Regions from separate parts of the Homo sapiens genome. Here region 2 is linked to region 1. A link is an interaction called in ENCODE POLR2A ChIA-PET data of the cell type or tissue named here. Cell type or tissue: MCF 10A. All regions are shown on one strand. Links, peaks and the distances in the headings refer to the core of each region. The heading gives the core; the rest is flanking DNA. Region 1 overlaps BCAS3 (BCAS3 microtubule associated cell migration factor). Region 2 overlaps BCAS3 (BCAS3 microtubule associated cell migration factor).

Region 1 (16,480 bases), core at 4,785-8,784:
CACCTGATACAAGCGCTCAGTAAATCATGCATATGAACATATGTGTACCCATGCACGTGTACGTGATTATCTGCTGGTAAATGTTTAAAATCTAGCTCTCTGAGGAAAAAAATAGCCCTGATTTGTAGTGTTTGCAAATTTTCATGATCAAATAGTCCCAACATGGGTGATTTCACGCAATCAAAATAATATCACTAAATACCGTGCCAAGGAGGGATGTGCGCAACTGGTTCTCACTAGCCTCCACTGTATTCATATATCCATATTCATCATGAAACTATTTTTGTATATATGAATATGTCCATGTTTATATGTATATGTGTGTGTATGTATGCACATACATATTTATGTACACAGAATCCAAATGCCTAGTAAAAGGTCTGGAGAGACAGCAAATGAATGACAGGAGTTTTCCCTGGGGCAAGAAATGGTCTCAGGTTGGGAAAAGCAGGATAAACAGCCCTACTGTTTTATCAAAATTCATTGAATTTTTAAACAAAAAAATGTTCATCTAGTGCTTATGTATTTACTGGGTCAAAACGGAATTTTTCCCTATTTATCTAACCCATTCTATCACAGACAGCAATATTTTCTCACAAACATCAACATTAAGCTGCAATGTAATATAAATGACCAGCTAGAGTAGATGTCATATTACACCAAGAAATCGCCTTCTGAAAAATTATACAGCTTACTTTGGCTTCAGTTTCTCCCCTGTGAAGAGTATACAGATGGTGGACAGCACATTGTGATGAGGACCAAGGATGAGTCAGAATTTGGAAGACATGAAAGTCATGGCCAAGGGTGTCTGTTGTGACTAGAAGCATTCCTGGAAGACAAAAAACAAAGGGTAAAAATAAAAATGATTATGTATGTGGATGAAATATTCTAAAAAGCTATTCACAATATTTAAAATATTACCAATGGGAAAAAAATTACCAAGGCTATAAGAAACTTTACAAAAGAAAAAAATAAAATATCTTTTTCATGTGAATACCAAGCTTAATGACACATCAGTATATCAGCAAGGTATAAACACTAGATGTGCAAGTATTATGGCATTCCTGTAAAACTAGCAGAGAGAAGTTTGATATTCCTGAATTTACAGAATTCATAATTTTATTTTATTTTTTTCCTGAAGCAGAACCTCACTCGGTTGCCCAGGCTGGGGTGCAGGTGCCTGATCACAGCTCACTGCAGCCGCAAATTCCTGGGCTCAAGAGATCCTCCTGCCTCAGCCTCCCAAGTAGCTGGGACTACAAGCACATGCCACCATGCTTGGCTAATTTTCTTTTATTTTTGTAGAGACAGGGTCTCACCATGTTGCCCAGGCTGGTCTCAAACTCTGGGCCTCAAGCAATCCTTCTGTTGTGGCCTCTCAAAGCTCTGAGATTACAGGCATGAGCCACCGTGCCCAGCCACAATCATTTTTCAAAACAAAGAATGTGAAAATGACATACCCCCCATGAAACTCCCTCTTTTGCAATTTCTTCAAGCTTTAATTCTACGCTCCAATTTATCTACTGATCCAACTACTACTTCCTGTACTTAATTCACCATGATATTTATTGAAAATGCCAATAGAGTCTATTACAGAGAAAGTTCTTAATTTTGATGAGATGTCATAGCTAAGAATTCTTTGCCTAACCCAAGGTCACAAAGATCTTCTCTTTCCTTGTAAAAGTTTCATAATTTTATGTTTTACATTTAGGCCTATCATCATTTTAATATTTGTATAAGGTGTGAGGACCTTATACAACAGGTTATAAGGTGAGGATCCTATACAAAACATGGACAAGGTTAACTTATTTGCATAAGATGTCCAATTGTTCCAGAAAGACTTCTTGAAGACACTGTTTTTTCTCCATTGAAGTAACATTGTCAACTTGCCAAGGATCAATTGGCTATTTGTGTAGGCCTATATCTTTTTGAGATGGAGTCTCGCTGTCTCCCAGGCTGGAGTGCAGTGGCGCGATCTACGCCCACTGCAAGCTCCGCCTCCCAGGTTCACGCCATTCTTCTGCCTCAGCCTCCCAAGTAGCTGGGACTACAGGCGCCCGCCACCATGCCCGGCTAATTTTTTGTACTTTTAGTAGAGACGGGGTTTCACCATGTTAGCCAGGATGGTCTCGATCTCCTGACCTCATGATCCGCCGGACTCAGCCTCCCAAAGTGCTGGGATTACAGGCATGAGTCACCATGCCTGGCATTTTTTTATTTTTTATTTATTGTTATTATTATTATTATTTGAGACAGTCTCGCTCTGTCACCCAGCCTGGAGTGCAGTAGTGCATTCTTGGCTCACTGCAACCTCCACTTCCTGGGTTCAACAGATTCTCATGCCTCAATCTCCCAAGTAGCTGGGACTACAGGTGTGCGCCACCATGCCTGGCTAATTTTTGTATTTTTAGTAGAGATGGAGTTTTGACATGTTGGCCAGGCTGGTCTCAAACTCCTGGTCTCAAGAGATCCGCCTACCTCAGCCTCCCAAAGTGCTGGGATTACAGGCGTGAACTACCATGCCAGGCCAAGGCCTATTTTTGAAGTTCTATTCTATTAATTCAATTTCTGTGTCTATACATTCACTAATACCACATTCTTGGTTACTGTAACTTCACAGAAAATCTTGAAATCAGGTAAAATGAGCCTTTTCCTGCCTTTTTCAACATTATTTTAGCCATTCTTGTTTAGGATTTTGAGGGAACTGTATTGAGTGTAATAAATTAATTTGGGGACAACTGTTATCCTAATATTGTGCCTTCTGATCTATTAACACAGCATATTTCTTGATTTAGATCTATTTTGACTTCTTTTTGTTTGACACACAGATTCTGAAAATATTGTCTTTTAGAGTTATTATAAATGGTAATATTTTTTAAAATGATCAATTTTTGCTTGCTAGTGCATAGAGATAAAATTGATGATTTTTTATCTTGACAATGTATGTTTCCTGCAAGTTCTAGGGGTTTTTTTATACAGTACAAGAATTTTCTTTGATGACAATTACGTAGTTTAGGAACAATCACAGTTTCATTTCTTCCCTTCTGACCTACATGCCTTTTCTTCAATTTTCTCGACTTACTGCATTTGCTGAGGCAAGCAGAAATAGGAAGGAGAGATTTCTGTGTTGTAGGAGGAAAGCATTCAATCTTTAAGTATAACATTATGTATAGGTTTTTTGTAAAAGTCCTTCGTAAAATATGTTGAGAGTTTTTATAATGAAAGAAAATTGAATTTTTCAAGTGCTTTTCTGCAGCTATTGAAATGATTATGTGGCTTCTCTTTTTAAATCTATTAATATAGCGAATTCTAACAATAACTGATTGTCAAATGTTGAATATGCCTTGCATTCTTGGGATAAGCCTCGTTTGGTCAAAATCCTTTATTATAAGCAGCTAGATTCAATTTTCTAATATTTTCTTGAATATTTTCTTATCTGTGTCCCTGAGAAATACTGATTTGTGGTTTTCTTTTCTAATAATGTGTTTGGATGATTTTGATATTTAGGATAATCCAGGCCTCAAATAATCAAATGGGAATGCTCCTTACTCTGTTAATTTCTGGGGAAAAAAAAGATGTAGGATTGCTATTATTTCTTCGTTAAATGTTTAAGGGAATTTTCAAGTAAAAATATTTGGGCCTATTTTTGAAGATTTTTAACTACCATTAAATATTTTGTTAATTTTTTAATTTAAAATTTCTTCTTTGATGAATTACTTTCTGTAATTCAAGGAATTCATCCTTTTAATATCTGTAGAGACATTAATGATATCCACTTTTTCATTCACGATATTGGTAATCTGTGTCTTCTCTGTTTTTTTTCTTCACCAGTCTGGTAAGGTCTTTTTAAGGTTAACCTATTTGGTTTCATAACTTTCTGTTTTTCTCTTTTCAATTTCACTGATTTCTGTTACTATATTTATTATTTCCTTTATTCTCCTTGTTTTGGGTTCATTTGCTCTTCCTTTTTTCGAGTTTCTTATGGGAGCAGCTTAGATTATTGTTTCAGGAACTTTCTTCTTTTCTGGAGTAAGCACATATAGGTATTAATGTCCCTCTAAGCCTGCTTAGCTAAATGTAACAGATTTTGATATGCTGCAATTTCATTTATATTCAGTTTTAAATGTTTCCTAGTTGCTTTGTCTTTTGCTCGTGGGTTATTTAAAGGTATATTGTTTTGTTACCAAATATTTGGATATTTTCCAGATATCTTTCAGATATTATTGCCAGTATAATTTCATTATGACAAGAAGTTACTTCTTTTACATTTGTTAAAGTTTGTTTTATGGCTTGAAATATGATCCTTGTTCCATATACACTTGAACACCTAGAATATATTCTAGAAAGGTATGTAATTGGTAGTGATGTTTGCATCTTCAATTTCCTTACTGACTGACTGCTTTCTGTTCCATTACTGAGTAGGAGTTACAGTCTCCAAGGATAATTGTGGACATGTGTAGTTTTCCTAAGTTATATCAGCTTCCTAAATTTTAGAGCAAGGTTCATACACATTTAGGATTGTATGAAGTCTTGGTCAATTAACCCTTTTAACATGATTTAACCGTGGTTATTTTCCTTGCTCTGAGGTCTAGTTTTTTCTGATATTAACTTTACCACTCCAACTTTGTTTTGATTGGTACTTGCATGGTATATATTTTCCATTCTTCTACTCTATATCTATCAATATAGGCTTCTTTTAGATAACAGTTGGGTGCTCTCACACTCGCTCACTCTCTTTCAATCAAATCACTGCCTTTAATTGGTATTTGTAGTTTATTCATATTTAGTACTTACTGGTAGGGCTGGACTTAGGTCTACCAATTTATTATTATTTTTGCTTGTCTTGTTTCTGTTTTTTATTTCTCTTTTCATGTTTTCTTGCTGTTATGGGACTATTTATTTGGAATATTCAATTTTTATGAAATGCTAATTTCAACATTTTATTCAGTTTTATTTCTCTTCTCATGGTTTCTTGCTGTTTTGAGACTACTTATTTTTAACAATATTTATTGTTGAATGTTAAAAATAAATAATTTATCTATGGACTTTTGAGCTATATCTCTTTATATTAAAATTTTACTGGTTGTTCCAGAGATTATAATACACATATCTAACTTTATGTGCCTGTTCAGTTGTATTTTGTCCAGGTTTCATAAATGTTTTCTATGGGAAGGATGGTTTCTACGTTTACCTTGCTATTCCCAGAAGCAGAATCACATTAGTATAAGCATTTAAACTAATGTTTTGTTGAACAAAAAGGCATGAAAGAATATTAAGCATCTGTGGGAAGACAAGATAGTCATTTCAGTGAAAAGATGAAGTAAATTTGAGTTTGCTATTTCTTTGGCAAACATAAGGTACAGCTCTAGTCACTATATTAAAATATCCTACTAGATGCCACTGTCCTGGCTATTTCCAAGAGAATACATTTTAGAAAATGAAAGGTACCATTTATTATAAATAATTTAATAAATTATTAAACCTACAACAATATATATAACCTTACCTCTCATTATATGTCTAGCTATGATCATGAGGTTATTGACATAGTTTATATTCTTTACTTACTGTTATTCAAACAATAAATTTGTTTTGTTTTGTTTTGTTTTGTTTTTGTTTGGAGATGGGAGTCTTGCTCTGTCACCCAGGCTGGAGTGCAGTGGCACAATCTTGGCTCACTGCAACCTCCGCCTCCCGGGTTCAAGCAATTCTCCTGCCACAGCCTCCCGAGTAGCTGGGACCACAGGCGCCCGCCGCCACGCCCAGCTAATTTTTTGTATTTTGATAGAGAGGGGGTTTCAACCATGTTGCCCAGGCTGGTCTCTGACTCCCGAGCTCAGGCAATCTGCCCACCTCAGCCTCCCAAAGTGCTGGTGTTACAGGTGTGAGCCACCGCACCCGGCCTCAAACAATGAATTCCTAAGTTTAGGCATGAATGCTTTGTTGTCCATTTGTAGACAGTGTTTTGCCACTCCTACTTTTTTGCTGAGTTATACTAAGTTTGAATGATCATAAATCCACTACTATCTTCTGACTCCACCTCTCTGTAACAAATTTTCTGCACTTGACAAACAATTCAATAGAAACATCATTCTGACAGGAAATAAGATGAATTTGCATTTGTAACATATATTCCTCACCTACTATAAACTTCATTAAATTTCGTTTTAAATCATACCATTTTATGTAGAATGAGCATTCAAATAAAGGTCCTCATTTGCCAAATCAAGACTATTATTGTTTTACATATGAATGAAAATCACAAATGAACACGTTCCCATATGTTCCTAGCTTTTCAAACTGGCATTCATCTCTGTTTAGTTATGATTATGTAAAACAAATTCAAATTTTCAGGAAAATGTCCACTAAAAAATTATGCCTATTATCTTCTCTGTATCCTATCTCAAACACTTTTTTCCACCCCTCCATGCAAATGTGGCTTCTACAATCCACCAGTAAGTTTACTTTTTTCACAAAATTTTAAAAATAATATAAAAAATTTAAAGAGCAGAAAGGAGAAAAAGAAATAGCTAGTATAGGACTACATAGTCACGTGCTTTCTTTTCATTTAGAATTTCCTCTTTTGCACACATTCTGCCAGGGAAATAGCAAGCTTTTTTTTCTTCTAGAAAACAAGTTAAAATGCACATATACATAAAAGGAAAAACTTGTGCAGAGTAGACTGTGGCTTGAGAACTATTTATGCTGCATCAGAAGACTAAACCAGACTCTGGCCTGGCCATAAACTAAACCCACGCCCCAAATGAGGTGCCAAGCCACAAAAAGCATTTGCGTCATCTGGGAATACAAGGAAAAAGAAGGACTTCTAATTATAGGGCCTGGAAGCGGAAGCCTAGAGTGATTAGCTGTTTAGGCACTTCTGTATGTTTATCTGGAAGCTTCCTCTCCCTCACTCTTAGCCTCAAGTTTGATAGATGAGCATTAGCGTTAGAGGGTGGGGATTCAAGCTGCTGATGGTACACAGCGTTCTCCAAAATCTGAGGTAGCTGGAGACTGAACATTAAGGCTTTTGTGGCCTCACACGAACATAAGTCTTTTCAACTGGGCGTCAGCTGGTTAACCCAAAAAGCAAAATTAAAGAATAGCAAAATTTCACCAGGCATATGCTATAAAATCTTGGAAACATGAGTAGGTTTGCCTTTTTTGCCATATCCTATTTATAACACCTACCTAATTGTATGGTTCTTTATCATATACACACATGTGAACTAGAAGACAAACTACCAGCTACTCACACTCTTTTCCAAAAAGAGACATAAACATGATTATGCTGAATCAAATAGAAATGTTTACAGGAATTCAGATTATATCATTCATAAAAGAATTTTATACTTTGGCATTAATGCTTGTTCATGTAATACTTTTCAATTAACACCTGTATAGATACAAACTTACAAATTACTTAATTATTTAGAAAAGTTAATAGCCAAATTTGTAAACACAAAAGCAAAGAAACAGAATCCCAGTACTGAAAGAAAGCGTTAACCTCCTCAGCTTACACAAATCATAATATCATAGCTTATTAAAGTCAGATTAATAAAACTTTCAAGCTGGATATGAATACTGGAAAACAAAGGTCCCAAAGTCTCCATATGGGCAGCATAAACTAGCTTACAGCAGCATATTTTTTAAGCTACTTACAAACACTAATAATCAAACTCATCAATGTATTCTTCCACTTTAGTAGCCTAAAATATAGTATATCGTTATCAAATTTGCTACATAACACTCTGTTAAAGGCACTGAAGTAAACACTACCAAAGCAGATGATTTAGCTGATCCCTTACAAAAGTTGCATATATCCATAACCAACATAAATTAGAAATCAGTGATATTGCCCTTATTTGTTTCATGTGGAAAAATCTATATAAAGTGAACAACTGATTTTCTAGCTCACTTTATTTTTTAATTTGTTATATTCGTCCTCCTGCATTTTTAGCAGTTCGAAGTGTATTAACATCATTATTTAAATATTTAATTATTTTCTTTCTCTTTGAATTGTACAATTTTCAGGCTTATGAAGACATCTCTGGTCATTTCCAGTGAGTTTTCATATTAAGCATTCTAATGTTCATTATTTTTAACAGATTTCCTTACCAAATAGATATTTAAGAAAGTGGTGTATGCCTACGTACATGTGTTCTCATTTTTTCAGGTTGTTGAGAATATTTGTCCATTGCCAGAATGTTTTTTAAAACTTTAACCTTTATGAATACATAATTTATATACAATAGATTCATTTTAGATGTACAGTATGATGAATCTGACAAATACATATACCTGTGTAACTACTACCATAGTCAAGAGAAAGAGCATTCAAAAAAAGTTCCCTTGTGTTCACTTGCAAACCATCCTCTCCCCAACCACCTGGCCCCAAGCAACCACTCATCAGCTTTCTATTATGCGGGATGAATACTGCCTGTTTTAGAATTTAATGAAATATAATCACACAATATTTTCTCAGTCTATTTGCTACAAGTAGCAGTATGTCATTCATTGATTTATATTGCTGACTAGTGTTCCATTTTAAATACATACCACAATTTATATATCCATTCCGTAGCTGTTTCTAGTTTTTTGTTTTTTCTTTTTTTTGAGATGGAGTCTTGATCTGTCAACCAGGCTGGAGTGCAGTGGCACCATCTCAGCTCACTGCAACCTCTGTCTCCAGGTTCAAGTGATTCTCCTGTCTCAGCCTCCTGAGTAGCTGGGATTGCAGGGGTTTGTCACCACACCTGGCTAAATTTTTTGTATTTTTAGTAGAGACAGGGTTTCACCATGTTGACGAGGCTGGTCTCAAACTCCTGGCCTCAAGTGATCTACCCACCTCGGCCTCCCAAAGTGCTGGAATTATAGGTGTGAGCCACCGCACCTGGCCTGTTTCTAGTTTTTTAATATTGTAACTCAAACAGCTATGAACATTCAAATACTAGTCTCCATGTGGACATGTTTTTCTTTTCCTTGGGTGAATATTTAGGAGAGAAATTGCAGGGTCATATATTAAATATTTATAAGAAACTGCCAAACTATTTTCCAATGTGGTTGTATAATTTTACATTCTCACAAGCTCCATAACTTCACCAACATTTGATACTGTCAGTCTTTTTAATAATTTCAATTGGTATTCTCACAGTTTTAATTTGCCAGTATTCCTTGGTTATCAGTGATGTTGATCAGTTTTTTGTGTGCTTACTGGCTTTTAAATATTTTCTTTTGTGACATGATTGTTTAAAATCTTTTCCTCATTTTAAATTGTATGTTTTCAATATCTATCTATCTATCTATCTATCTATCTATCTATCTATCTATCTATCTTCTATCAGAAATTTTCTCCCAGTCTGTGGCATGGCTTTTCACTATTTAACATTTTCCCAAAAGATTTCCAATTTTGATGAAGATTTTGTGGTTTGGGTGTTTATCTAAGAAATCTTTTTCTATCCCAAGTTTAAGGATATAACCTTACGTTTTCTTTTTAAAGTTTCATAGTTTTAGTGTTTATGCTAAGCCTATTATCCATTTAGAGTTAATTTTATGTATGATGTTAGTAAAGATTTATTTTTCCACCAAAAGATACCGCAGTTGTTCTAGCACCATTTGTTGAAAAAACTATACTTCACCTATTTAATTACCTGCCACTTTTGTCAAAAATCAAATGACTGTTCTGGACATTATTCCATTCACTCATCTATGTCTATACTTACTCCCTAAAAACCCTTTCTTGGTGAGCTTTAGATTAATTCAGAAATTTAGGTAGTTTAAGTCTTTAAAATTTACTCATCTTTTTCAAGATTGATTTGGCTATTTTAGGTCCTTTGAAATTCCATACAAATTTTGGCCGGGTGCAGTGGCTCACGCCTGTAACTCCAGCACTTTGGGAGGCCAAGGCTGGCGGATCACGAGGTCAGGAGATTGAGACCATCCTGGCCAACATGGTGAAATCCCGTCTCTACGGAGATGGCAGTGAGCCGAGATCTTGCCACTGCACTCCAGCTCCGTCTCAAAAAAAAAAGAGTGAGAAATATAATTGGAAAAGTCTAAGGATAAATGAGTGTTAGTTTCTGGTGTATATTATGTCCCAACACAAAGTTTAGTACTCAAGATCTATACATATCTACATGGTAGTATCAGACTGTAACCAGCCTCAAGGAAAAATTACAGATACAGATACAGTCAACTAATGCTAAATTCATGTCATAGACAATAATTGCTGGAAGTGCATAATAAAGTACACCTTGAATGGAGGTTAGTAGGAATTTGGTAGACAGAAGGGATAGTAAAGTGAAATAATTATGAACAGCATAAGACAGGAAGCAGAGATAAAGAAGAGGATTTCATGGAGAACAATCTGTATCAAGCAGATTCTTTATGTGTTAGGACTACAAAATAATTGGAAAGGTAAATATGGAAATGTAGGAATTTCTAAATGTAGGAAGGGCATTCTGTGTATTTCAGAGATGTGTGAAACAGATCTTTCAAACACTATGGATGTTGCTTAGAGAGGTACATACATAAATAAAATTCAACAAGCCGTATACTTAAAATTGGTGCAACTTATATTACGTAAGTTACAATTCAATAAAAATGAAGACAGACAAAAACAAAAATAAATGTGAGGACAAGATAAACTTGTTGGCTTTATATGGAGTGAATGGAGAAAGGGAAAATGCAAGATGTTTAACAGACCAGTTAGAAAGTTAAAACACTTGAGCAGCCACCCCACCCCCATGGAAGAAAAAAAAAAGAGAGAGAAAAACTCAAAACGCACCATTCAGAGAAGGATATATAAAAAAAAAACAGATATATGGTGAGGGGTAAAAAAAAGAGGTCAGTGACCCTCAGAAATAATGTCGCATATCTACAACCATCTGATCTTTGACAAACCTGACAAAAACAAGAAATGGGGAAACAATTCCCTATTTAATAAATGGTGCTGGGAAAACTGGCTAGCCATATGTAGAAAGCTGAAACTGGATCCCTTCCTTACACCTTATACAAAAATTAATTCAAGATGGATTAAAGACTTACATGTTAGACCTAAAACCATAAAAACCCTAGAAGAAAACCTAGGCAATACCATTCAGGACATAGGCATGGGCAAAGACTTCATGTCTAAAACACCAAAAGCAATGGCAACAAAAGCCAAAACTGACAAATGGGATCTAATTAAACTAAAGAGCGTCTGCACAGCAAAAGAAACTACCATCAGAGTGAACAGGCAACCTACAGAATGGGAGAAAATTTTTGCAATCTACTCATCTGACAAAGGGCTAATATCGAGAATCTACAATAAACTCAAACAAATTTAAAAGAAAAAAACAAACAACCCCATCAAAAAGTGGGTGAAGGATATGAACAGACACTTCTCAAAAGAAGACATTTATGCAGCCAAAAGACACATGAAAAAATGCTCATCATCACTGGCCATCAGAGAAATGCAAATCAAAACCACTATGAGATACCATCTCACACCAGTTAGAATGACGATCACTAAAAAGTCAGGAAACAACAGGTGCTGGAGAGGATGTGGAGAAATAGGAACACTTTTACACTGTTGGTGGGACTGTAAACTAGTTCAACCATTGTGGAAGTCAGTGTGGCGATTCCTCAGGGATCTAGAACTAGAAATACCATTTGACCCTGCAATCCCATTACTAGGTATATACCCAAAGGATTATAAATCATGCTGCTATAAAGACACATGCACATGTATGTTTATTATGGCACTATTCACAATAGCAAAGACTTGGAACCAACCCAAATGTCCAACAATGATAGACTGGATTAAGAAAATGTGGCACATATACACCATGGAATACTATGCAGCCATAAAAAAGGATGAGTTCATGTCCTTTGTAGGGACATGGATGAAGCTGGAAACCATCATTCTCAGCAAACTATCACAAGGACAAAAAACCAAACACTGCATGTTCTCACTCATAGGTAGGAATTGAACAATGAGAACACATGGACACAGGAAGGGGAACATCACACACCAGGGCCTGTTGTGGGGTGGGGGGAAGGGGGGAGGGATAGCATTTGGAGATATACTTAATGTTAAATGACGAGTTACTGGGTGCAGCACACCAACATGGCACATGTATACATATGTAAATAACCTGCATGTTGTGCACATGTACCCTAAAACTTAAAGTATAAAAAAAAAAAAGGTCAGTGAGTCTCAGCTTGGCTAAATGGGTGCTCAAAGAACCATGTATCATAGTACTTAAATGAAAATATAACAGACATGAATCAGGGTTCTGGTCCAAATGTTCAGAAAGTAAGTAACTAAGTAACAAATGATAATGATTAGATGAAAGATAAAGTTTCAAAGATAGTCATCAAGCATGCTGTATCAAATTGTACATCAGTTAACACATTTTGGGTATATGAGCATATGTTGAAAATATTACCAAATGACCAAGTGTCTCTGGAAATTAGGTTTGATTACCTACAGGAGCAGTATCAAAGCATGACTCTGTGACTATGTTACAGAACAAGTATATATAAGAAAAATGGCTGATCCATAAAAAAGATGACTGGGTAGGCAGGCATTCTGTGCACAACCAAATTATATATTTACTTATTCAATGTCTTCTTAGAAACAATCAAAGGAACAAAGAGAAAATTATAAAATCAGTTCATTTTTAATTACTATATCAATTATAGTATAAATTATTTAATTAACTATAATTGTATTTGATAGTATTATTTTACATTGTTGTACTCTTAAAACTATATTAACATCACATTTATTAATTCTCAATTCTAATTGATAAACATTACTTCCACTTTCTTAGCATTCTAGATATCCTTTTTAGACTTCAGATGCATGGAAGAATTAATCAGATTTTTCATTTCGTCTATGTTAATAAGTCCATACATAAACCTTCTCTTGCTATGTGCATTGCATTGCATTGCATTGTATTCCTCTACCTCCTGGGTTCAAACAATTCTCACGCCTCAGCCTCCCAAGTAGCTGGGATTACAGCTACGGGCATGAGCCACCACACCCGGCTGATTTTTGTATTGTTAGTAGAGATGGGGTTTCACCATGTTGGAAGGCTGGTCTGAAGCTCCTGAACCCAAGTGATTCGCCCACCTTGGCTTCCCAAAGTGCTAGGATTACAGGTATGAGTCACTGCACCCAGCCTCTTACTGTTTTTACATTTTCTCTTTGCTTCTCCGTTCCTGCACCCACTCTTCATTTCTCACTGCTCCCGACCACAGGTACCCACCTTACTATATATAATAAATCTCTTTGAAATGAATATATATCTTTGGGAAATATTTAGGCTGTTTTTAGAGCAATGTTCAAAAAATATTTAATGTATGGCAAGATACAGGCCAATCTGAATAAGAATAGTGAAACAAGGTGCCCACCATCCCCCACCAGGGAGGGAGGCTCAGAGGCTACTGGGACAGGCAAGAAGTATTCAAGTACTTCAGTGTTTAACAACTAGTAAGGGTATACTGATAAATGAAAAGTTGAAATCAACAGCTGCTTTGCATGTATGTACCTGACTATACAGATCCTTCTTTACCTTTTGCAAAATTAAATACTATGTTTATATTATTGTAAGTATTTATGTTATATTTGTTGTAGACAGGTCTATTTTTACAGGTATATATGTTGATTTCACATTTTTACATAGTATCCCAATGTATGCATTCACATATTCCATGAGTTCATTCACTATCAACTGAGCACCTTTATTCAATTAAGTGGTAGTGCTGTGGCAATAGTGATGAAGAATGGAAAAGGCTCTTCACTTACTGATGGAACCCAGGGCTACATTAGGACTTTAGGTGGGACCTGGGCATTTTTGTCTTCATGGGCACTCTCCTTCAGGAAAAAATACTTAAAGTTATATTTTTTTACTCCATTCTATTAACTTAAAACCATGTTTTTTTTTCTGCTTTTAAAGAAATCAGAAAATTATAGCGAGGTTCTAAAAGTATTGTGGTCCCTAGACACTGTACCTACTACCTAATCGTAAGTCACCCCTACAAAGATCCCTCTCTTACACAACTACAGTGCCACAATGAACAGAGAGCAAACAGAACTAATTCTTCAGAGAGTAAATCCATTACATGAGTAAAGGACACCACTTTACAAGATGATGAAACAAGAGAGTAAGTACAAACCTACTATGGAAACATCCTCTTCTAATGAAAAAAGGAAATAAATTCTTCAAGTTGCCTTTGCATTGTGAATGAAATAATATAGGTGTCTGGTAGTGATAAACCAGAAGCTGTCAGATTAAAAATCTCAAGCTATGTTATGCTGTAGATCTGTGATGCATTATAGATGTTAAAAATAAATCAAGACATGGTATTTCTCTAACCACTTGCTAGACAATGGGAAAACCTTTATGTCCAAAAAGAAAAACCTAAACTTCTTTAACAATTAACCCAAGACCACAATCACCTTTTAATATGTATCATTTAAGTAACCAGAAGAATTTCAAGTCTGCTAAAGATGCAGCCAAGCATCTAAAGGGGTACATATTTACTCTGTTTTGCTAGAGATTCAACACTCATTTTCCTCTTATTAATGGATGGAAAAGCAATTTCCCTGCCAAGGAGGGGTAATTATTTAAAATGTAGATGTGTTGTACTTTACATTTCTCAGTTGCTCAGCTGGCAGAAGTAATGCCTCTGAAAAGCAAATCAATTATTTACTGAATTAAAGGTTCATGTCAGGCTTATTGCACAGAATTGAGGATTTCTTCCTTATGTTTCTAACGATAGTTTGATAAATAAGAAATAGTTTGTTGTCCAAAAACATAATAGTATACTAATCTATTGTTCTTATTACATAAAAATGTCATTTCCATGGGGTCCTTTTTTTTTTCTTTTTGAGACGGAGTCTCACTCTGTCACTCAAGCTGGAGTACAGTGGCACCATCTCAGCAACCTCTGCCTCCTGGCTCAAGCGAGTCTCCTGCCTCAGCCTCCCCAGTAGCTGGGATTACAGGCGTGTGCCACTACACCCAGCTAATTTTTGTATTTTTAGTAGAGATGAGGTTTCGCCATGTTGGCCAGGCTGGTCTCGAACTCCCAACCTCAAGTAATCCGCCCTCCTCGGCCTCCCAAAGTGTTGGGATTACTGGGATGAGCCACCGCTTCCAGCCTCCATGGGGTATTTTAAATTACTATCTATTACATATTTCAGTTTTAGTTATCTGTGATATGTATCTGCATGTATTATAATTTGCCATCATGTATCACTCCCAATATATAGAGATGGAGACGATTCTTTTTTTTTTTTTTTTTTTTTTTTTGAGACAAGAGTCTCGCTCTGTCGCCCAGGCTGGAGTGCAGTGGCACCATCTTGGCTCACTGCAAGCTCCGCCTCCCAAGTTCATGCCATTCTTCTGCCTCAGTCTCCCAAGCAGCTGAGACTACAGGTGCCCGCCACCACGCCTGGCTAATTTTTTGTATTTTTTAGTAGAGACGGGGTTTCACCATGTTAGCCAGGATGGTCTCGATCTCCTGACCTTGTGATCCACCCGCCTCGGCCTCCCAAAGTGCTGGGATTACAGGCGTGAGCCACCGTGCCCGGCCAGACAATTCTTATTCAAACCACAATTTAGACATAAGTTGATTTTATTCAACAAATGAATAACAACATTGAATAAATGTCTTAATTTTGCCCTGCTATATTTTTTCCATGATTACAATTATGAAGCAATCCAATGTAATTAATTATTGTAATTATTCAATGTACACTTACTCAGTATCAAGTATGTGAAAGCTACTGGGCTAATACTTGGGGACAAAATATTAACAAAAGCTTACCTCTAACAGCGAACACATTGAAAAGATACTCTGATGGATGTAAATAATTTAAAAACTAGGATGAAGGTGATTGATAATAATGAAAACAGAAACAACTAATATCTATTGAGGTTACTCTATTTGTTAGATATTATTTTATTTTTTATTTTTTTTTAGACAGGGTCTTGCTCTGTCACCCAGGCTGGAGCACAGTGGCGCGATCTCAGCTCACTGCAATTTCTGCCTCCCAGGCTTAAGCAATCCCCCTGCCTCAGCCTCCCAAGTAGCTAGACCTACAGGAGTGCACCACTACACCCAGCTAATTTTTGTATTTTTTGTAGAGACAGAGTTTCACCATGTTGCCTAGGCTGGTCTCTAGCTCCTGAGCTCAAGCTATCCACCTGCCTTGGCCTCCCAAAGTATTGAGATTAAAGGTGTGAGCCAGTGCACCTGGCCAGGTATTATTTTAGATATCATTACTAGCCCCCATTTTATTGATGAGGAAACTGAAGCATTGAGTGTGACAAGCAGATTAACTAGCTTGCCCAATTAGGTGACAAGGTGAAGGAGGAAGGGGAACATGACATTTTATGTAGACTCAGGGAAGACTTCTTAAATGATATTTAAGATAGGAATCAGTGTAAGAGTTAGCCAGGCAAAAGAAGATTCCGGCCGGGTG
Region 2 (16,480 bases), core at 5,252-9,251, 52 kb after region 1:
CCAAAAGTGAACAGGGGTAGTTATACTTATATTAGATAAAACAGACTCTAAAGTCAAAAACAGCTGGAAAAAAAAAAGACAAAGAAGGTCATTATATAATGATAAAGGGATCAATTCAGCAAGAGGATATAACAGTTCTAAATATATATGCACTCAACACTGGAGCACACAGATTCCTAAAGCAAATATTAGTATATACTATATCTAAAGAGAGAGATAAACTGAAATACAGTAATAGTGGGGGACTTCAAAACTCCTCTCAGCATTAAACAGATCATCTAGCCAGAAAATCAACAAAGAAACATTGGATTTAAACTGGACTTTATTTATTTATTTATTGAGACTGAGTCTTGCTTTGTCACCTAGGCTGGAGTGCAGTGATCTCAGCTCACCACAACCTCCACCTCCTGGGTCCAAATGGTTCTCTTGCCTTAGCCTCCCAAGTGGCTGGGATTACAGGCACACGCCACCATGCCTGGCTATTTTTGTATTTTTAGTAGAGACAGCATTTTGCCATGTTGGCCAGGCTGGTCTTGAACTCCTGACCTCAAGTCATTGGCCCGCCTTGGCCTCCCAAAGTGCTGGGATTACAGGCATGTGCAACCGTGCCTGGCCTTAAACTGGACTTTAGACCCAATGGACCTAATAGACTCTTATAGAGCATTCTATCCAACAACTGCAGAATATACATTCTTAGCCCATAGAACATTCTCCATGATAGACCATATGTTAGGCCACAAGTCTCAATACACTTTTAAAGACTGAATCATATCAAGTATCTTCTCAGACCACAATGGACTAAAACTAGAAATAAATACCAAAAGGGACTCTGGAAACTTTACATATGGAAATCAAATAACATGCCCCTGAACACTACTGAGTCAATTCTTTAAAATCTTGAAACAAATGATGATCTTGAAACACAACATACCAAAACTGTGGAATACAGCAAAAGGTGTGCTGACGGAAGTTTACAACAATAAACGCCTACATCAAAAAAGTACAAAGATTACAAATTAACAATCTAACAATGCACCCAAAGGAGCTAAAAAAGAATAAACCAAACCCATAATTAGCAGAAGAAATGAAATAATAAACAGAGTAGAACTAAGCAAAATAGACTAATGAAACAATACAAAAGATCAATGAATAAAAAATTGGTTCTTCAAAAAGATAAACAAAATTGATAAACACTAGCTAGATTAACCAAGAAAGGAAAGACCCAGATAAACAAAATGAGAAATGAAAAAGAGAACATTACAACTGATACCACAGAAATACAATAGATCAGCAAACTATTATAAAAAGCTATACACTGAAAATCTGAAAAACCTAGAGGAAATTGATAAATTCCTGGAAACATACAACCTAACGTAACAAGATTGAATCAGGAAAAAACAGAAATCTGAGCAGACCAATAATGAGTAGTGAGAGTGAGTAGGTAATAAAGTCTCCCAGAAAGCAAGCCCAGGACTAGACAGGTTCACAGCTGAATCCTACCAAATGTACAAAAGAGATCACCAATTTTCCTGAAACTATTCCAAAAAAATAAAAGAGGAAGAAACTCTCCCTAACTCATTCTATGAAGCCAACATCATCTGATACCAAAACCAGACAAGGATGCCACAAAAAAGAAAACTATAGGCCAAGATCCCTGATGAACACAGACACCAAAATCTTCAAGAAAATGCTAGAAAATCAAAACCAACAGCACATCAAAAATATAATAGACCACAATCAAGGGGGATTTATTCCAGAGACATAGGGATGGTTCAACATATCTAAATCAATAAGTGATAATCACATCAACAGAATGAAGGACAAAAACCATATGATCATCTCAATAGATACAAGAAAAAGCATTTAATAAAATTCAACATCCCTTCATGATAAAAACTCTTAACAAACTAGGCATAGAAGGAAATTATCTCAAAATAATAAAGACCATATATGACAAAACCACAGCTAACATCAGGCTGAATGGGGAAAATTTAAAAGCCTTTCCTCTAAGATTTACTACAAGACAAGGATGCCAACTTCACCACTCGTATTCGACACAGTACTGAAGTCCCAGCCAAAGCAACAAGGCAATAGAAAGAAAGAAAAGGCATCCAAATTGGAAAAGTAGAAGTCACATTGCCCCTCTTTGCTGATGACATGATCTTGTATCTAGAAAAACCTAATGATTTCACACACACGCACAAAATCTTAGATTTGGTAAACGGATTCAGTAAAGTTGCAGGATATAAAATTAACATACAAAATTCAATAGCATTTCTATACACCAATAATGATCTAGCAAAGAGGCAATCACATTTACAATAGTTACGAAAATATATATATAAGAAGAAATTTAACCAAGGAGATGAAAGATCTCTACAAGAAAAAACTACAAAACACTGATGAAAGAAATTGTAAACACCAACAAATGGAAAAACATCCCAAGCTCATGAACTGAAAGAATCAATATGATTTAAATGACCATACTGGCCAGAGAAATCTATAGATTCAGCACAATTCTTATCAAATTATTAATGTTTTTTCCACAGAATTGGAAAAAGCTATCCTAAAGTTCATAGGGAAGCAAAAAATAAAATAAAATAAAATAAAATGGGGTGGGGCAGCAAATGGCCAAAGCGGTCCTAAGCAAAAATAACAAATCAGGAAGCATCACACTGCCTGATTTCAAACTATACTACAAGGCTGCAGTAACTAAAACAGCATGGTACTGGTACAAAAGTAGACACATAGGCTGGGCATGGTGGCTCATGCCTGCAATCCCAGCACTTTGGGAGGCCAAGGTGGGTGGATCATTTGAGGTCAGGAGTTCAAGACCAGCCTGGCCAACATGATAAAACTCCATTTCTACTAAAAATACAAAAATTAGCCAGGTGTGGTAGCATGTGCCTATAGTCCCGGCTACTCAGGAGTCTGAGGTGAAAGAATCACTTGAACCCAGGAGGCGGAGGTTGCAACAAGCAGAGATTACGCCACTGCACTCCACCCTTGGCAACAGAGCTACACTCTGTCGTGCAAAAAAAAAAAAAAAAAAAAAAAAGATCATAGGTCAAGATAACTGAACAGAGAACTGAATAACATCAGATACTTATAACCAACTGATATTTTGTTAACAAAGTTGACAAAAATACACAATGGAGAAGGGACACCCTATTCAATAAACGGAGCTGGGAAAATTGGCTAGTCATATGCAGAAGAATGAAACCAGACCCCTATCTCTCACCATATACAAAAATTAACTCAGATGGAATAAAGACCTAAATGTAAGACCTGAAACTATAGAAATCCTAGAAGAAAACCTAGGGAAAAACTCTTCTAGACATTGTCCTAGGCAAGGAATTTATGACAAAGACCCCAAAAACAAATGCAACAAAAATAGACAAATGACACTTAATTAAACTAAAAAGTTCCTGCACAGCAAAAGAAATAATCGATAGAGTAAACAGATAAACTACACAATGGGAGAAAATATTTGTAAATTATGCATCCAACTAAGAATCTACAAGAAACTCAAACAACTGAACAAGAAAAAAACAAACTCCAATAAAAACCCCAAAGGACATAAACAGACATTTCTCAAAAAGAATGTAAATGGCCAACAAACAAATGAAAAAAAAATGTTCAACATCACTAATATTCAGAGAAATGCAACTTAAAACCACACCAAGATACCATCTTATGCCAGTGAAAACGACTTTTTATTTTTATTTTTATTTTTGAGACAGAGTTTCATTCTTGTTGGCCAGGCTAGAGTGCGATGGCATGATCTCGGCTCACCGCAACCTCCACCTCCCGGGTTCAAGTGATTCTCCTGCCTCAGCCTCCCGAGTAGCTGGGACTACAGGCGCCCACCACCACACCCAGCTAATTTTTTGTATTTTTAGTAGAGACAGGGTTTCACTATGTTGGCCAGGCTGGTCTCGAACTCCTGGCCTCACGTGATCCACCCACCTCGGCCTCTCAAAGTGCTGGGATTATAGGCATGAGCCACCATGCCGGGCCGAAAACGGCTATTCTTAAAAAGCCAAAAACGGCCGGACGCTGGGGCTCATGCCTATAATCCCAGCACTCTGGGAGGCCGAGGCGGGCAGATGACCTGAAATTGGGAGTTCAAGACCAGCCTGATCAACATGGAGAAACCCCATCTCTACTAAAAATACAAAATTAGCCAGGCATGGTGGCGCATGTCTGTACTCCCAGCTACTTGGGAGGCTGAGACAGAATCACTTGAATCCAGGAGGCAGAGGTTGCGGTGAGCCGAGATCATGCCATTGCACTCTAGCCTGGGCAACAAAAGCAAAACTCTGTCTCAAAAAAAAAAAAAAAAATAAGTCAAAAACAACAGATGTTGACAGGAATATGGAGAAAAGGGGATGCTTATACACTGTTGGTGGGAATGTAAATGGAAAAGAGTATGGAGATTTCTCAAAGAACTAAAAATAGAACTACCATTCGACCCAGCAATCCCACCACTGGGTATATATCCAAAGGAAAAGAAATCATTAATTTAAAAAGGACAGGCACTTGTATTTTCATCGCAGTACTAGTCACAATAGCAAAGTCATGGAACCAAACTAGGTGTCTATCAGCAGCTGATTATTTGAATAAAGAAAATATGGTTATACACACCATGGAATACTTTGCAACCACAGAAAGAATGAAATCATGTCCTTTGCAGCAACATGCTTGGAGCTGGAGGCCATTACCTTAAGTGAACTAACTCAGAAACAGAAAATCAAAAATAGCATGTTCTCACTTATAAATGGGAGCTAAACAATGGGTACACATGATGATGAAAATGGAAATAGGCAGTGGGGACTCCAAAAGGGGGAGGGAAGAGGCAGCTGAGGGTTGAAAAATCACTTATGGGGTACAATGTTCAATATCTGGATGATGGATACACTAGAAGCTGAATCCCCACCCTTACACAATATACCTGTGTAACAAACATGCACGTGTACCCTGTGAATCTCAAAACTAAACAAAGATATACGGCTTCTTAAGATTTTATAGTCAAAGAGCATTTTCACTGAAAGAGACTGGTACCCCAAAATTTAATTCAATTTTACAATTCTATACTCAGCCCCAAAGCTAAAACAATTAGAAACTAATAAATGCTAGCTCTTATGAAAATACTATGTAAGGACATTTATCTAGAAATATTTTGAGATGAAAGCACGACATTTGACTCACAAACTCCTTGTGAAGGCCACTACGTTGTCTGGTCTCTGTACATGACACCAGATATTAACATGTATTCCTGAAGAGGGAAAACAACTGGTGCATATTCAGGCTATGCATCTATGAAGGGAGTTCTTTCCCCTCAAAGGCAATATGTAACTACTTACATATTACCTCCACTTCCAAATGGGCAGTTCCCCATATGTGAGAATACATCCACAAGAACCAAGGGACAATTTATACATCTTTGTCTTGAATGTTTCCAGCACTCAAGGGAAATGCTTTACAGATAGAAACATTAGAAGATACCATTGTGTCACTACACTTACTTGTATGCCTTGTTTTGTTTGAAAAGAATAATTTGAAAGAGCTATTTTTACAAGATATACTGGAAAATCAAGAGAAAAAACAAAATGGAATATAAATACAGAATTCAGGAAGATGTAACATATCTAGTAGTTAGACAGATTTATGGATAAGATCTCAAAGAATTTATGCAGAAAAATAATTTTCTTCAGTAGTTTCTTGATTTTTGTACATTCCAGAGGCTAGAAATTTAGTAGATTTGGCTTTACCAAATAACTACTTTACTTACCACATCCTAATTTTGTCAAGAACTATTTCATATTAATTCATATTAATCTCAAGATACAATAACTATGCAACTAGCAAAAACGAAACCAAAAATAGTAATATTCTTTTAGAAGATTTCATTCTATATTCACATGCAGGGTACTAAATGGAATTAAAAGAATTTTATCTTTCTTTTTGAAGATTCAAATTTACCTTTTTCCTTAAATCAGACATAAGTAAAATTCCTAGTGCATATAGTATCTTCACTTATTATGATGACCTTAATAAATAAATTGATAAATAACCGAAGAAGTCAACAAAATGTGAACATGTGTGATTTAACTATTAAAACAAATGGCTGAACCCTTATTTAGATATAGTTGTTAGCATATAGTTAATGTAAATTAAATTATTCTTTTTTTTTTTCCTTTTTTGAGACAGGGTCTCACTCTGTTGCCCAGACGGAGTGCAGTGGTGCGATCTCAGCTCACCACAACCTCCACTTCCCAGGCTCAAGCAATTCTCCTGCCTCAGCCTCCTGAGTAGCTGGGATTACAGGCGCATGCCACCACGCCCGGCTAATTTTTGTATTTTTAGTAGAGACGGGGTTTCACCATGTTGGCCAGGCTGGTCTCGAACTCCTGACCTCAAATGATCCACCTGCCTCAGCCTCCCAAAGTGCTGGGATTACAGGCGTGAGCCATCACGCCTAGCCTTGTCAATTAAATTATTCTATGCCCAGGTTTCTAATCTACCAATGAAGACAGAAGTTACTCCTGCCTCCTGATTTCTAAAAAGTCAAAAACTACTTTCCTTAATACCACTACTGTGGTCATCTCAATGCTGCAAATTAATAGAATGAAGTTCTCTATATAAAACCAAGCTAAAACAATTAAGGTTCTACAGAGTCTGGACTTAATGACAACTGCCAAACATTTATAAATTCTTAAACGAGTTCAATTATTAGTTGCACAATTAAAACCAAACCAAAGCAAATGAACTAGTAAGTAAAACATTTATTATTGGTAATCAACTATGGAGCACAGGTATTTTTTATGGAAAATCCTTCAACACTTGCTCCATTACAAATAATCCAAACACAGGCCACGTCTTACCTTGTTTTCTGCATAAGCAAGCCAGCGGCTCCCAAGAGCAATAGGATTCATGTTTGGCCCTGGACATGGATAGCAGCCTGAAAAATTTCAAATGGCACTATTGAGAAATTTCTTAATAACTTTTCTGTTGGTGCATCATATATCGATGCCAGAAAAACAGAAAAATCAAATGCTTATATTTTTTCAAGTCTCACATAAAATTCCTGTAACACTAGTCATTATTTTGTTAGCTAAGTAAGGTGCATTTTTCCCCCTCTATTTAGTTTCCTTTTGGCTTAACTCTGTCCCAATAAGAAACAAATCTGGAAAGAACTGGTCATCACTTTCAGCAAACACTGGGCATTTTATACAGTTATTCCTAAACATGAGAATGAAGTTAACAGGGCCATTTTAAGTCTAACATTCATAAATCAAGGAAGAATTTTGGGAGAGGAGAGAGAAATGATATGATGGGTTCAGGAATTTAAAGGCAAAAGATAAATGAGACTATCAGACATGATACTACAATGAGGAGAGAAAAAGAACAAGTATTTGACCTCACTGAGGCCAATGAAGACAAGTAACTCTGAAAGTCTGCCTCCACAGAAAGATGTTAGGGAACTGCATAATCCTTTGTATTTACATTTCACTCAATATCATTCTTCTTGCTTGCAGTTCTAGCCAATAACAACAGTTAATTGTTCTATGACATATATTTACTGTTTATTTTCTATCTTCCTCCAACTTGATTACAGGGATGTGTAAATTGAAGAATCGGTTTTCTTCGCCGCTGACTCTTCCCTGCTGCCACTCCCTAGTCATTCTGACTATGTTCCTATTGCTATGCTCAAAAGCACTAAAGAAGCACACCTTACTGTCACTTCCAGTACACAGCCATTTTTAGCCTAGCTCCCTAAACTGCCATCTATTTTGAATTTTCGTCTTGAAAAGAAAATAATAAACTTATAGAGAAGAGACAGACCCTAAAAGAAAGTCCACATAAACAAAATAAAAGCTTTCTCATTTTATTGCTCCCTTTTTAAAAAACTGTTCATTCATGCTACTGTTTGAAGGAGTATGTTTGCAATACTTAGGGTTTCCGGAAAACTGACTTCAGGTTAACTGTAATATTACTATTATCTATTAAATGCATATTATGGAAACATATATAGGACAAAAACACACTAAAAATTATAAAAAGACAACATACTGTAATATAAATTGTGTAGTATTTACACAATAGATTAGACCATTGAATAGATTAATCTTATTCATTAAAAATATAATTTTATATGAGTATGTATACATGTATTCCGCTGACAATTTCAGAGCTGGAGAAATGAGGATAAATATGATCTATAAGAAAGTTTTTCCCCTTTTAAAATTCGTCATGAAAAATAGAACCAAGTACTTGTGAACAGTGGTGTTACATTAGACACAGAGAATCTCCTGAATTAGCTTTAAAACTAAATAATCTAACTCTCAATAAATTCTGATAACCACTTTAACCTCACAAATACAAAAGGGTCCTAAGGAAAAACACAGTTTACAATTCTTCATTTCATTTTTTGAGTCCGTATTTTTAGAGTTCAGTGGACCTCAAGAATTACAGTATATTGTAATGAAAACAACTGTTTTCCTGCTTGCCAAAAGAATGCTTTATAGCTGGAATCAGCAGAACATAAGCCACTCAGCACCATCCCAACCTTATAAGCATGACTCTTTTAAAGATTAATCTTTGCCTCCAGGTAAAGTCTGAAAACAAGTGAAGGGGTTGGGGGGACATGAATCTCTATAATACTAGGCCTAATTCTAACATGTTTACAATTTTATTGGACAAAGAGAACTGGATGTTAAAAGAATTCATTTCCCAATTTAAATGAAGGTAAAAAATTTTTAGAAGCACACTATATTTGTCCATTACTAAAAAAGTAATTAAGAAGGTACACAAGCATGATGCAATTTTAGATGGCATCCTCCCAGAAAGTGGTCCTAATGGAGAGGTGACCTGAATTCATTTCAAAAAACAAAAAAACTGAACTGCTCTCTGTGATACTTTGCCTTATTTCTCCTGGCAAGGACAAATAAAAAGTCTGAGCCCTTTTTTTAAAGAAAACAGTTATTTACATTTATAAGTCCACTGATTTTCAACAAGAATACCAAGACAAGTCAATGGTGAAAGAAGTCTTTTCAACAAACGGTGCTGGGACTACTGGATATCCAAATGCAAAAGCATTTGGACTGGAATGAACGTGGACCCCTATCTCATACCACATACAAAAATGGATCAAAGGCTTAAATATAAAAGTTAAACAATTGAGGAGCCAAGATGGCCGAATACGAACAGCTCCAGTCTACAGCTCCCAGCGTGAGCAACGCAGAAGACGGGTGATTTCTGCATTTCCATCTGAGGTACCGGGTTCATCTCACTAGGGAGTGCCAGACAGTGGGCGCAGGTCAGTGGGTGCACGCACCGTGCACCGTGCGCGAGCCGAAGCAGGGCGAGGCATTGCCTCACCTGGGAAGCGCAAGGGGTCAGGGAGTTCCCTTTCCGAGTCAAAGAAAGGGGTGACGGACGCACCTGGAAAATCGGGTCACTCCCACCCGAATATTGCGCTTTTCAGACCGGCTTAAAAAACGGCGCACCACGAGACTATATCCCACACCTGGCTCGGAGGGTCCTACGCCCACGGAGTCTCGCTGATTGCCAGCACAGCAGTCTGAGATCAAACTGCAAGGCGGCAGCGAGGCTGGGGGAGGGGCGCCCGCCATTGCCCAGGCTTGCTTAGGTAAACAAAGCAGCCGGGAAGCTCCAACTGGGTGGAGCCCACCACAGCTCAAGGAGGCCTGCCTGCCACTGTAGGCTCCACCTCTGGGGGCAGGGCACAGACAAACAAAAAGACAGCAGTAACCTCTGCAGACTTAAATGTCCCTGTCTGACAGCTTTGAAGAGAGCAGTGGTTCTCCCAGCACGCAGCTGGAGATCTGAGAACCGGCAGACTGCCTCCTCAAGTGGGTCCCTGACTCCTGACCCCCGAGCAGCCTAACTGGGAGGCACCCCCCAGCAGGAGCACACTGACACCTCACACGGCAGGTTATTCCAACAGACCTGCAGCTGAGGGTCCTGTCTGTTAGAAGGAAAACTAACAAACAGAAAGGACATCCACACCGAAAACCCATCTGTACATCACCATCATCAAAGACCAAAAGTAGATAAAACCACAAAGATGGGGAAAAAACAGAACAGAAAAACTGGAAACTCTAAAACGCAGAGGGTCTCTCCTCCTCCAAAGGAACGCAGTTCCTCACCAGCAACGGAACAAAGGTGGATGGAGAATGACTTTGACAAGCTGAGAGAAGAAGGCTTCAGACGATCGAATTACTCTGAGCTACGGGAGGACATTCAAACCAAAGGCAAAGAAGTTGAAAACTTTGAAAAAAATTTAGAAGAATGTATAACTAGAATAACCAATACAGAGAAGTGCTTAAAGGAGCTGATGGAGCTGAAAACCAAGGCTCGAGAACTACGTGAAGAATGCAGAAGCCTCAGGAGCTGATGCGATCAACTGGAAGAAAGGGTATCAGCAATGGAAGATGAAATGAATGAAATGAAGCGAGAAGGGAAGTTTAGAGAAAAACGAATAAAAAGAAATGAGCAAAGCCTCCAAGAAATATGGGACTATGTGAAAAGACCAAATCTACGTCTGATTGGTGTACCTGAAAGTGATGGGGAGAATGGAACCAAGTTGGAAAACACTCTGCAGGATATTATCCAGGAGAACTTCCCCAATCTAGCAAGGCAGGCCAACGTTCAGATTCAGGAAATACAGAGAATGCCACAAAGATACTCCTCGAGAAGAGCAACTCCAAGACACATAATTGTCAGATTCACCAAAATTGAAATGAAGGAAAAAATGTTAAGGGCAGCCAGAGAGAAAGGTCGGGTTACCCTCAAAGGGAAGCCCATCAGACTAACAGCAGATCTCTCGGCAGAAACCCTACAAGCCAGAAGAGAGAGGGGGCCAATATTCAACATTCTTAAAGAAAAGAATTTTCAACCCAGAATTTCATATCCAGCCAAACTAAGCTTCATAAGTGAAGGAGAAATAAAATACTTTACAGACAAGCAAATGCTGAGAGATTTTGTCACCACCAGGCCTGCCCTAAAAGAGCTCCTGAAGGAAGCGCTAAACATGGAAAGGAACAACCAGTACCAGCTGCTGCAAAATCATGCCAAAATGTAAAGACCATCGAGACTAGGAAGAAACTGCATCAACTAACGAGCAAAATCACCAGCTAACGTCATAATGACAGGATCAAATTCACACATAACAATATTAACTTTAAATGTAAATGGACTAAATTCTCCAATTAAAAGACACAGACTGGCAAATTGGATAAAGAGTCAAGACCCATCAGTGTGCTGTATTCAGGAAACCCATCTCACGTGCAGAGACACACATAGGCTCAAAATAAAAGGATGGAGGAAGATCTACCAAGCAAATGGAAAACAAAAAAAGGCAGGGATTGCAATCCTAGTCTCTGATAAAACAGACTTTAAACCAACAAAGATCAAAAGAGACAAAGAAGGCCATTACATAATGGTAAAGGGATCAATTCAACAAGAAGAGCTAACTATCCTAAATATATATGCACCCAATACAGGAGCACCCAGATTCATAAAGCAAGTCCTGAGTGACCTACAAAGAGACTTAGACTCCCACGCATTAATAATGGGAGACTTTAACACCCCACTGTCAACATTAGACAGATCAACGAGACAGAAAGTCAACAAGGATACCCAGGAATTGAACTCAGCTCTGCACCAAGCGGACCTAATAGACATCTACAGAACTCTCCACCCCAAATCAACAGAATATACATTTTTTTCAGCACCACACCACACCTATTCCACAATTGACCACATAGTTGGAAGTAAAGCTCTCCTCAGCAAATGTAAAAGAACAGAAATTATAACAAACTATCTCTCAGACCACAGTGCAATCAAACTAGAACTCAGGATTAAGAATCTCACTCAAAGCCACTCAACTACATGGAAACTGAACAACCTACTCCTGAATGACTACTGGGTACATAACGAAATGAAGGCAGAAATAAAGATGTTCTTTGAAACCAACGAGAACAAAGACACAACATACCAGAATCTCTGGGACGCATTCAAAGCAGTGTGTAGAGGGAAATTTATAGCACTAAATGCCCACAAGAGAAAGCAGGAAAGATCCAAAATAGACACCCTAACATCACAATGAAAAGAACTAGAAAAGCAAGAGCAAACACATTCAAAAGCTAGCAGAAGGCAAGAAATAACTAAAATCAGAGCAGAACTGAAGGAAATAGAGACACAAAAAACCCTTCAAAAAATCAATGAATCCAGGAGCTGGTTTTTTGAAAGGATCAACAAAATTGATAGACCGCTAGCAAGACTAATAAAGAAAAAAAGAGAGAAGAATCAAATAGACACAATAAAAAATGATAAAGGGGATATCACCACCGATCCCACAGAAATACAAACTACCATCAGAGAATACTACAAACACCTCTACGCAAATAAACTAGAAAATCTAGAAGAAATGGATAAATTCCTCGACACATACACTCTCCCAAGACTAAACCAGGAAGAAGTTGAATCTCTGAATAGACCAATAACAGGAGCTGAAATTGTGGCAATAATCAATAGTTTACCAACCAAAAAGAGTCCAGGACCAGATGGATTCACAGCCGAATTCTACCAGAGGTACAAGGAAGAACTGGTACCATTCCTTCTGAAACTATTCCAATCAATAGAAAAAGAGGGAATCCTCCCTAACTCATTTTATGAGGCCAGCGTCATTCTGATACCAAAGCCGGGCAGAGACACAACCAAAAAAGAGAATTTTAGACCAATATCCTTGATGAACATTGATGCAAAAATCCTCAATAAAATACTGGCAAACCGAATCCAGCAGCACATCAAAAAGCTTATCCACCATGATCAAGTGGGCTTCATCCCTGGGATGCAAGGCTGGTTCAATATACGCAAATCAATAAATGTAATCCAGCATATAAACAGAGCCAAAGACAAAAACCACATGATTATCTCAATAGATGCAGAAAAAGCCTTTGACAAAATTCAACAACCCTTCATGCTAAAAACTCTCAAGAAATTAGGTATTGATGGGACGTATTTCAAAATAATAAGAGCTATCTATGACAAACCCACAGCCAATATCATACTGAATGGGCAAAAACTGGAAGCATTCCCTTTGAAAACTGGCACAAGACAGGGATGCCCTCTCTCACCACTCCTATTCAACATAGTGTTGGAAGTTCTGGCCAGGGCAATTAGGCAAGAGAAGGAAATAAAGGGTATCCAATTAGGAAAAGAGGAAGTCAAATTGTCCCTGTTTGCAGACGACATGATTGTATATCTAGAAAACCCCATTGTCTCAGCCCAAAATCTCCTTAAGCTGATAAGCAACTTCAGCAAAGTCTCAGGATACAAAATCAATGTACCAAAATCACAAGCATTCTTATACACCAACAACAGACAAACAGAGAGCCAAATCATGAGTGAACTCCCATTCACAATTGCTTCAAAGAGAATAAAATACCTAGGAATACAACTTACAAGGGATGTGAAGGACCTCTTCAAGGAGAACTACAAACCACTGCTCAAGGAAATAAAAGAGGATACAAACAAATGGAAGAACATTTCATGCTCATGGGTAGGAAGAATCAATATCGTGAAAATGGCCATACTGCCCAAGGTAATTTACAGATTCAATGCCATCCCCATCAAGCTACCAATGACTTTCTTCACAGAATTGGAAAAAACTACTTTAAAGTTCATATGGAACCAAAAAAGAGCCCGCATTGCCAAGTCAATCCTAAGCCAAAAGAACAAAGCTGGAGGCATCACACTACCTGACTTCAAACTATACTACAAGGCTACAGTAACCAAAACAGCATGGTACTGGTACCAAAACAGAGATATAGATCAATGGAACAGAACAGAGCCCTCAGAAATAATGCCACATACCTACAACTATCTGATCTTTGACAAACCTGACAAAAACAAGCAATGGGGAAAGGATTCCCTATTTAATAAATGGTGCTGGGAAAACTGGCTAGCCATATGTAGGAAGCTGAAACTGGATCCCTTCCTTACACCTTATACAAAAATCAATTCAAGATAGATTAAAGATTTAAACATTAGACCTAAAACCATAAAAACCCTAGAAGAGAACCTAGGCATGACCATTCAGGACATAGGCATGGGCAAGGACTTCATGTCCAAAACACCAAAAGCAATGGCAACAAAAGACAAAATTGACAAATGGGATCTAATTAAACTAAAGAGCTTCTGCACAGCAAAAGAAACTACCGTCAGAGTGAACAGGCCACCTACAAAATGGGAGAAAATTTTCGCAACCTACTCATCTGACAAAGGGCTAATATCCAGAATCTACAATGAACTCAAACAAATTTACAAGAAAAAAACAAACAACCCCATCAAAAAGTGGGCAAAGGACATGAACAGACACTTCTCAAAAGAAGACATTTATGCAGCCAAAAAACACATGGAAAAATGCTCATCATCATTGGCCATCAGAGAAATGCAAATTAAAACCACAATGAGATACCATCTCACACCAGTTAGAATGGCAATCATTAAAAAGTCAGGAAACAACAGGTGCTGGAGAGGATGTGGAGAAATAGGAACACTTTTACACTGTTGGTGGGACTGTAAACTAGTTCATCCATTGTGGAAGTCAGTGTGGCGATTCCTCAGGGATCTAGAACTAGAAATACCATTTTACCCAGCCATCCCATTACTGGGTATATACCCAAAGCACTATAAATCATGCTGCTATAAAGACACATGCACACGTATGTTTATTGCGGCATTATTCACAATAGCAAAGACTTGGAACCAACCCAAATGTCCAACAATGATAGACTGGATTAAGAAAATGTGGCACATATACACCATGGAATACTATGCAGCCATAAAAAATGATGAGTTCATGTCCTTTGTAGGGACATAGATGAAATTGGAAATCATCATTCTCAGTAAACTATCGCAAGACCAAAAAACCAAACACCGCATATTCTCACTCATAGGTGGGAATTGAACAATGAGATCACATGGACACAGGAAGGGGAATATCACACTCTGGGGACTGTGGTGGGGTGGGGGGAGGGGGGAGGGATAGCACTGCGAGATATACCTAATGCTAGATGACGAGTTAGTGGGTGCAGCGCACCAGCATGGCACATGTATACATATGTAACTAACCTGCACAATGTGCACATGTACCCTAAAACTTAAAGTATAATAAAAAAAAAAAAGTTAAACAATTAAATTCTTAGAATGAAATACTGTAAATTTTCATGACCTTGGATTGGGCAATGGTTTCTTATATAGGACAAAAGAAAAATACATAAATTGGACTTCATCAAAACAAATGCAAATTTAACATGCTTTAAAAGACACCATAAAGAAAGTGAAAAGACCAGGCCAGGTGCGGTGGCTCACGCCTGTAATCCCAGCACTTTGGGAGGCCGAGGTGGGCGGATCACAAGGTCAGGAGATCGAGACCATCCTGGCTAACACAGTGAAATCCCATCTCTACTAAAAATACAAAAAATTAGCAGGGTGTGGTGGCGGGCGCCTGTAGTCCCAGCTACTCGGGAAGCTGAGGCAGGAGAATGGCGTGAACCCAGGAGGCGGAGCTTGCAGTGAGCTGAGATCGCACCACTGCACTCCAGCCTGGGTGACAGAGCGAGACTCCGTCTCAAAAACAAACAAACAAACAAAACAAAACAAAACAAAAAAAAGAAGAAAGTGAAAAGACAATCTAAAGAATGAGGGAACATTTTTTGCAAAAAGATATATCTGATAAGTGACATATCTAGAATATAAAATATTACCACTCAGTATTGAAAAGACAAATAATTTAAAAATGGACAGAGATATACAAATGGCAAATAAGCACATTAAAAATGGTCAGTGTCATTAGCCATCAGGGAAATTCAAATTTCAAAATTACAAAAACTTGTAGCTAAATGTTCATACCCAAGAGAACATATGTCCACTGAAAAACTTGTGCACTAGTGTCCATACAAGCATTATCTACAACAGCCCAAAAGTAGAAACAAACTAAATATCTGTCAACTAACGATCAGATAAAATGTGGCATATGGCTAGGCGCGGTGGCTCACGCCTGTAATCCCAGGACTTTCGGAGGCCAAGGAGGACGGATCATGAGGTCAAGAGATCAAGACCATCCTGGCCCACATGGTGAAACCCTGTCTCTACTAAAAAATATAAAAATTAGCTGGGTGTGGTGGCATGCGCCTGTAATCCCAGCTACTTGAGAGGCTGAGGCAGGAGAATCACTTGAAGCCGGGAGATGGAGGCTGCAGTGAGCCGAGACTGTGCCACAGCACTCCAGCCTGGCGACAGAGCGAGACTCCATCTCAAAAAAACACAAACAACAACAACAATAAAAAAAAAAAAGTGAACATCCTCCCCAGAAAAACACATAAGCATATAAAACATTAAATACCATTTCACAGATGTGTTTAACCATCATACAGCTGATTAAGGA

What was found. Peaks named below come from ENCODE experiments on the same cell type or tissue, not always from the same donor. Only the 100,000 strongest peaks of a DNase experiment are listed, where the experiment ranks them.
Region 2: POLR2A ChIA-PET joins it to region 1 with 9 read pairs; 3 of 35 experiments call an interaction of 5 or more read pairs at or near these places.

What each region holds. Positions count from the first base shown.
Region 1 is chr17:60,931,568-60,948,047 of GRCh38, reverse strand. BCAS3 (BCAS3 microtubule associated cell migration factor) reads right to left here. Exons shown (of 24, transcript NM_017679.5): 14 at 696-829. Among named protein-coding and RNA genes, the nearest start is that of BCAS3-AS1, 200 kb to the left of the region's middle. In MCF 10A, for the core only: no CTCF peak of the experiment used is centred there; a DNase peak (open chromatin) is centred at 6,797.
Region 2 is chr17:60,880,179-60,896,658 of GRCh38, reverse strand. BCAS3 (BCAS3 microtubule associated cell migration factor) reads right to left here. Exons shown (of 24, transcript NM_017679.5): 10 at 6,888-6,964. Among named protein-coding and RNA genes, the nearest start is that of BCAS3, 210 kb to the right of the region's middle. In MCF 10A, for the core only: no CTCF peak of the experiment used is centred there; no DNase peak of the experiment used is centred there.